Regions from separate parts of the Mus musculus genome. Here region 2 is linked to region 1. A link is a loop called in an ENCODE intact Hi-C map of the cell type or tissue named here. Cell type or tissue: heart. All regions are shown on one strand. Each heading gives the region's core, and the rest is flanking DNA. Links, peaks and the distances in the headings are about the cores only.

Region 1 (2,904 bases), core at 211-2,710:
AAGTATATATCAAAATATAAAATAGTATAAACATATAAAATGATAAAAATTAACAAAATAAACTCGCCACAGATGAGGAAACACCACTTGGGAAGTCACCAGGCTAATCTGCTCTGATAGGGGAAAGATGTCTGCCTCTGAGACTCTGGGAAAGAAGTTTCCCCTTGGGATGTTTATAAGAAACTCTCAATATTTGTAATGAATTTGTAATGTTCATTTCCCCTCATGATGTGACTGTTGTGCAAGAGCTAAAGGGGGAAAATGGAGGTTTCTGTTGGAAACAGGGATATTTGGTCTGTGATTTTATAAACGGTGGTAATATCCTACATGGGTAACTGTGAGTTATACCACTTAAGGCTTTCAATGGTGAACTTTGAAGCGAATGGCACACAGCCTATTTGCATAGGGATTTCTGGGAAAAACTGTCAAGAAAGAACTGTTCCTTGGAAAGGCTGGAGAAAGCCTGAACTGTGTTCAAGATGCAACAGCTGACATTCCTCCCCTCCCCTCCTACCTTGGCTGAAGCCGGGGCAGCAGCTGCCAGAGCAGGACTCTAACTTTCCCTCGAAACGACTGCTCATGGAAAATGTTATTTCAGGCACTAGGAGTTAAAGTTTCTGATTTCTTTCTTCCCCCCAACCTCAGACTTTTTTCCAACTTCATTTGTGCAAGTTTGGATTAGTATGGGATACAATAGACAAACCCAATGTCAAAGCCATTCCAGCGGAACCTTGCATCCTGTGGACAAATTATGAAAAAACATAACCAAGGCCCGAGAAGAAAAACAACATGGTCAGAGGATTCACAACATCAAAGCGTTTGTGTTTCTTTTAACCCTCAAGTATAATGTTCTAGCTAGGTTACCGCTTGAGAATTGGAAACGCCAGTACTTGAATATTAATATGAACTTCAACTTAAAGAATTATCTTGTTAGTAAATCGACTTTCTGAACATCTTTCCTTTGCATTTTTCTGCTAACCCTGTCTACCCATCTTTCTGTACACACCCAAAAGAAAGAAAGAACGACGAGAAAGGTTTTTAAGAGTGTGGAGGCGTTTGAAACTTGCCCTGCAGGCTAGTTGGGTAAACTGTGCCTCGGAGTCTCGGAAAATCTTTTCTATATTTACACCCGTTACTGCGATTTCTCACTTTCTTGGCGCACACAGGCAACTCCAAATAAAACCATGCCAAGAGAACCAGGGAGGCGTTTCTCCTGGCTCGGGACACCGGGTTAGCCATCAACTCCTCCCTCCCGCGGGTCTCCAGGAATGCTCTGCGGCGGCGGGGGAGGAGGAAGGAGTGGGCGGGGAAGGCGCTGGTGCCCACCTTGCTCGCAGGTGCCCTTGCTGACCTGGGTGATGGCCTTCTCCCCGCGGCTCTCGGCGCGCAGGCTGGCAGCGCGCAGCTGGCAGCCGCTGGGGTAGGTGATGCCGTTGCTGCCGCACACCGGGTAGCGGCTCTTGCACACGCACACGGCGAGGGTCGCGGGACCGCCGGCTGCTGCCCCGGCTTTACCCTTCCGCCTCTTGCGGCTCTTCACGCACTCCATGCCCGGCGCGCAGTGCCCCCTGCCGGCCGCGCCGCCCCCGCACGGCTCACCCTCGCCGCGAGCACACACCGGGCAGCACCCGCACGCGTCGCGGGTCTCACCCAGCGGGCAGCCGAGCCGGGGCAGCGCGGGGCAGGAGGCCGGCACGCACGGGCCGCAGGCATCCGAAGAGGAGGAAGAGGAGAGGGGCAGGAGCAGGAGCAGCAGTCCGGCTGCACCCAGCAGCAGGGCGCGCGGCGGCCGCTCCATCATAAGGTGGCTGGATGCGAGCGCGCGAGTGAGCAGTCCGGGTCCCGGAGGCCAACCCTTAAAGCCGCTGCCCCGCCCGGTGCTCCGTGGGAGCCCTCCCCGGGGCGGAGAGTCAGCCCGCTGCCCGCCCCGCTTCGCCCGCCCGGGATCCGGCCTCCCGCCGTCGCCGTCGTGGGCATCCTCGCTGCCCTGGAGAGCTCGTCCCACGTCCACCATGCGTGCTGACCGGCTCCTGCTCAGCCCCCTGCCCCTGTCCTCACTCTGCAGCACTGGAGGGAACGAGCCTCCCGCGTCCTTTCCTGCTCATTTTCCAGATCCAGCTATTTTTTTTTAAACTTTTTTTTTTTAAACAACTAGGACTTTATGAAAATGCACTGTTTACTTCATTAAATTCTCGTGGGTCTGGGAAACCTGAGTGCTTTGTGGTTACTCTTTTAAGGACAGACTACGAAGGGAGTAGCGTTTGTGTCCTCTTTGGCTACAGGGCTGGTTTTCGATGTCATGTTCTTCTTTTTGGAACTTCATAATCTTGCTCTTCTCTCGTATCACCCAAGCTATCTGATGCTGAGTCGTTTAAAATTCTTTTTAAAAGTTATGGTTCTAGACTTATTTGCTTTTATTTTATGTGTATGGATGTTTTGGCTGCATGTATGTGTACATTATGTGTGTGCCTGGTGCCTCCGGGGTGGTGGTGGTAGGGTAGAAGACCTGATACCCCGTTACTGGAGTTATAGACAGTTGTTAGACACCTTGTGTGTGCTAGGAATCGAACTCAGGTCTTGGATGTGAAGCCAGTGCTCCCTTAACTGCTAAGCCATTTTTTTTTAAAAGCATTTTTATTTTGTGTTTGTGAGTGAGTATGTATGTTTGTGGGTCCTCGTGCCAAATATGTGGAGGTTAGAGAAAATCAGCTGTGGGGCAGCTGATTTTCTCTGTCTACTATGTGGGTCCTAGGGCTTGAATTCTGCTTATCAAACTGGTTCCCAAACCACTGGCCTGGGTTAGTATTTAAAACACACAGAGAAGACCATTTAGAGGAAGGCTACTATTGGACCTGCGGGGACACTGGTCTTGTGTCCTGTTTCTTTAGGATATTTAGCAGTTTA
Region 2 (2,904 bases), core at 94-2,593, 97 kb before region 1:
CCACGGTAGCGCCAGGAGCGCTGAAGAGCAGAGATCATTTCTTCAACTCCATAGCCCGTCTTGGCGCTGATCAGTCGCACGTCCTTGACTACCGTGCGGGACCTGGAGGACGGATTCTGATTCTTTATCTCCTCCAGTGGCTCATCCCCGGCAGGGTACTGTGGTCCTTGATGACCAGGAGCCACCACGAGCCCGGCGCGGATGCAATCGTCCCACAGCCGCTTCCGCAGCCGCTTCAAGTAGCCGGGAGCGTCCTGGGGCAGCAGGTCCACTTTGTTCCCCAGCACGATGAGTTGCTTGGGGCCCACCAGCTTGGGCAGGTCGGGCAGCAGGGCGTCCGGCAGGTCTAGAAGATTCACCATATAGAGCACCAGAGCCGGCCCGGGACGCCGCAGCGCTGCGCTCACAAGCTCCAGGTACTGATCGCGGCTTACCTGCAGGCGCAGGGCTCGTCCGTGGTGCACCAGCAGCCAGCAGCGTTGGCACACGGTCCGCGCCGGGCCGCCTTCCGCCTGGGCAGCGTCGCGGAACTTCTCCTCCGGCAGGTAGCCCGGCAGGCCGGGATGCTGGCAGTGCAGCTCGGCTCCGCAGCCCGAGCAGTAGATGCCGCTGGGCGGCACCGAGGCGTCTGGAAACTCCGGGACAGGCAGCGTCCGGAAGCCCGCCCGCAGCTTCTGCTGAAGCCGCTCCTCCCGCTGCTGCAATCTCTCTCGTTCCTTCTCCTGCTGCAGCTGCTGCAACTCCCGCAGCTCCTGCAACTCCCGCACTTGTTCCTCCGGGGTCCGCTCCGGGACGTACTCCGGGAACAGAAAGCGTTCCTCCGTGTCCGGGCCTTCTGCATAGTCCTCGGTCGCCGTGGAGCTCGGGGGAACCCGACGGCCCAAGGATGATGCACGCTGGCGGATGGGGACCTCACACTTCCCCTCCAGAAGCCACCGTGCTGGGCCGTAGCACGCAGCGGCCGGCGCGGGGCCCCGCCGGAGCCCGCAGAGCAGCCCGCAAGCCAGGCGCGCGGGCAGCATGTGGACAGCGCGAGGAGGGCGGGGCCTCGCGCGCGCACGCGCGCTCGCGTCCGAGAAGTTCCTCCCCCAGCGACTAGACGAGAGGGAACTGTCCAACAGTGCGGCCGATTCTCGCACTCTCGCGATGACAGCTCTGAAACTCGAGAGTTCAGGCAGACGTGCAAAGGCACGGACTCGATAGAGCTGGGTGAGCAGAAGGTTCTCCAGTGCTCAGTCCACACGCGGAGCCATTTCTTTCATAAATCTTCAAACAAATCAAAACACGCAGCAAGAAACTTTCATTAGCGTAACCTAACTTCTGGCTAAGGAGCCGTCTGTCCTCAGCGGCAGCCAGCTAGTCATCACTCGCGCATGCGTAGTTCAAGTCCAGCCAGACCCTTTGCCAGTCGTCTGCGCAGGCGCAAGCCTCACACCCCGCCCCCTCGCTGAGACGCCGAGGATTCTGGGAACGTCGGAGACGGACATTGCTTGGTATCGCACTCTTGAGTTTGCCGCCGCGCTTCCCGTCTCCAGCTTTGCGATTCCGAGTAAGAGCTCCAGAAACCTTTGGCCAAGATGTATGACGCCGACGAGGGTAAGTGACCGCTTGAGGCACGCTTCACGCTATAGCCCCTTAGGCGGGACGGCGGGGGACCTGCAGCAGGGATCAGCGCCAGCCGCCGCATCCCGTCCGTGGCGCGCGGGCTCCCGGCAGCCTGGTTCCTACGATTTAGCCCGGGAACGAAGTGGGCTTTGCTAGCGGTGCAGGCTCGGGGTTCACGTTCCTGGGTCGGCTTGATTGCTCCCTACACGGCCTCCCGTTAAATCTGTAACCACCTTCCAGAATCGACATAGCGTAGCTTATTAACTAACATTTAGTTGTTTGATGTTGATTGATTTCATTTATCATTTCAGTCGACTTATTGAATAGCTATTATTATTATTATTATTATTATTATTATTATTAAACGGCACAGGGAATTGAACCCAGGGCCTGTCTGCACATACTCTGCTTCTGAGCCATATTTCTAGGCCCAGGAAGCTCAATTTTTGACCACGTCCTTGTGTTAGACATTGTTAAACTCTGGACGTATTAGGGACAAAGAACGGGTTCTGGGTTGACATTCCTTCACACTGTCTTCAGTTTAAGTAAACTGCCTTAAAAGATGGCCTTAAGCGGTCACTTCCCACGAGATGACAGTTCTAGGATGGTATGTTTTCCATTTTCACGAGGACAAAATGGCTTTTTACTTTTTGTATGAACACTTCTTAGTCCTACCCATTTTATTTTCATGTTGTGTGTGTGTTTTTTTTAAGCTCCCTTTTCTCTGATCAAAAATCATTTTATTCCAGCTCCCAACTTTGTGGCTGTCCTATGCATTCCCCTCCCTCCCCCTTTTCTCATGGAAACAATAGAAGCAAACGCTTTAACTTTTAAAATTGCTTCAATGTCTCAGACCCATTCATACCTCATTAGAATCTATTAGAATCGTTATATTCTTTTTAAAGTTATTCTTACTTGAAGGAAATTTAGGAGCTTTAAAACCATATGACATTTATTTATTTTGTGCATATGTATGAATGTGGGCGCACTCATGGGGTGTACCATAGAGGTCCTGGAGTTTGAATTCAGGTTCATGGCCCTCAGACTATATATTTCTGTAGAGCATATTTCACTCTTCAGATACTTTTAACAGGAGCGTGATGCTCAAACGAAGCTTTCTTACTGGACTGGAGATGTAGCCTGGTGCTCGTACTGCCTAGTGTGGGCCATGCTCTGCAGTCAGTCTTAGGCATGGAGGGGGTGGGGGAAGGTCATACTATTTGGAAAGCTGTACAGGGCATGGTGGGCATGAGTTGACTCTCTTTCAGAGTTTCTGAATCAAGGGGGCTGGAGAGATGG

Evidence for each region. A loop is a pair of places that touch in the nucleus more often than their neighbours do. Peaks named below come from ENCODE experiments on the same cell type or tissue, not always from the same donor. Only the 100,000 strongest peaks of a DNase experiment are listed, where the experiment ranks them.
Region 2: a loop joins it to region 1, with 2.9 times the contacts of the local background. A loop is called at or near these places in 2 of 42 quality-filtered maps.

Annotation. Positions count from the first base shown.
Region 1 is chr5:77,406,214-77,409,117 of GRCm38, forward strand. Igfbp7 (insulin-like growth factor binding protein 7) reads right to left here and starts at 1,832. Exons shown (of 5, transcript NM_008048.3): 1 at 1,327-1,832. The coding sequence starts at 1,801. In heart, for the core only: a CTCF peak has its summit at 1,572 (motif pointing left); DNase peaks (open chromatin) are centred at 528, 1,288 and 1,838; H3K4me3 peaks cover 1,317 bases; H3K27ac peaks cover 1,000 bases; H3K27me3 peaks cover 284 bases.
Region 2 is chr5:77,309,035-77,311,938 of GRCm38, forward strand. It overlaps Noa1 (nitric oxide associated 1), which reads right to left and starts at 1,052. Exons shown (of 7, transcript NM_019836.3): 1 at 1-1,052. The coding sequence starts at 1,022. Polr2b (polymerase (RNA) II (DNA directed) polypeptide B) reads left to right here and starts at 1,450. Exons shown (of 25, transcript NM_153798.2): 1 at 1,450-1,596. The coding sequence starts at 1,578. In heart, for the core only: no CTCF peak of the experiment used is centred there; DNase peaks (open chromatin) are centred at 237, 1,137 and 1,397; H3K4me3 peaks cover 2,500 bases; H3K27ac peaks cover 1,813 bases.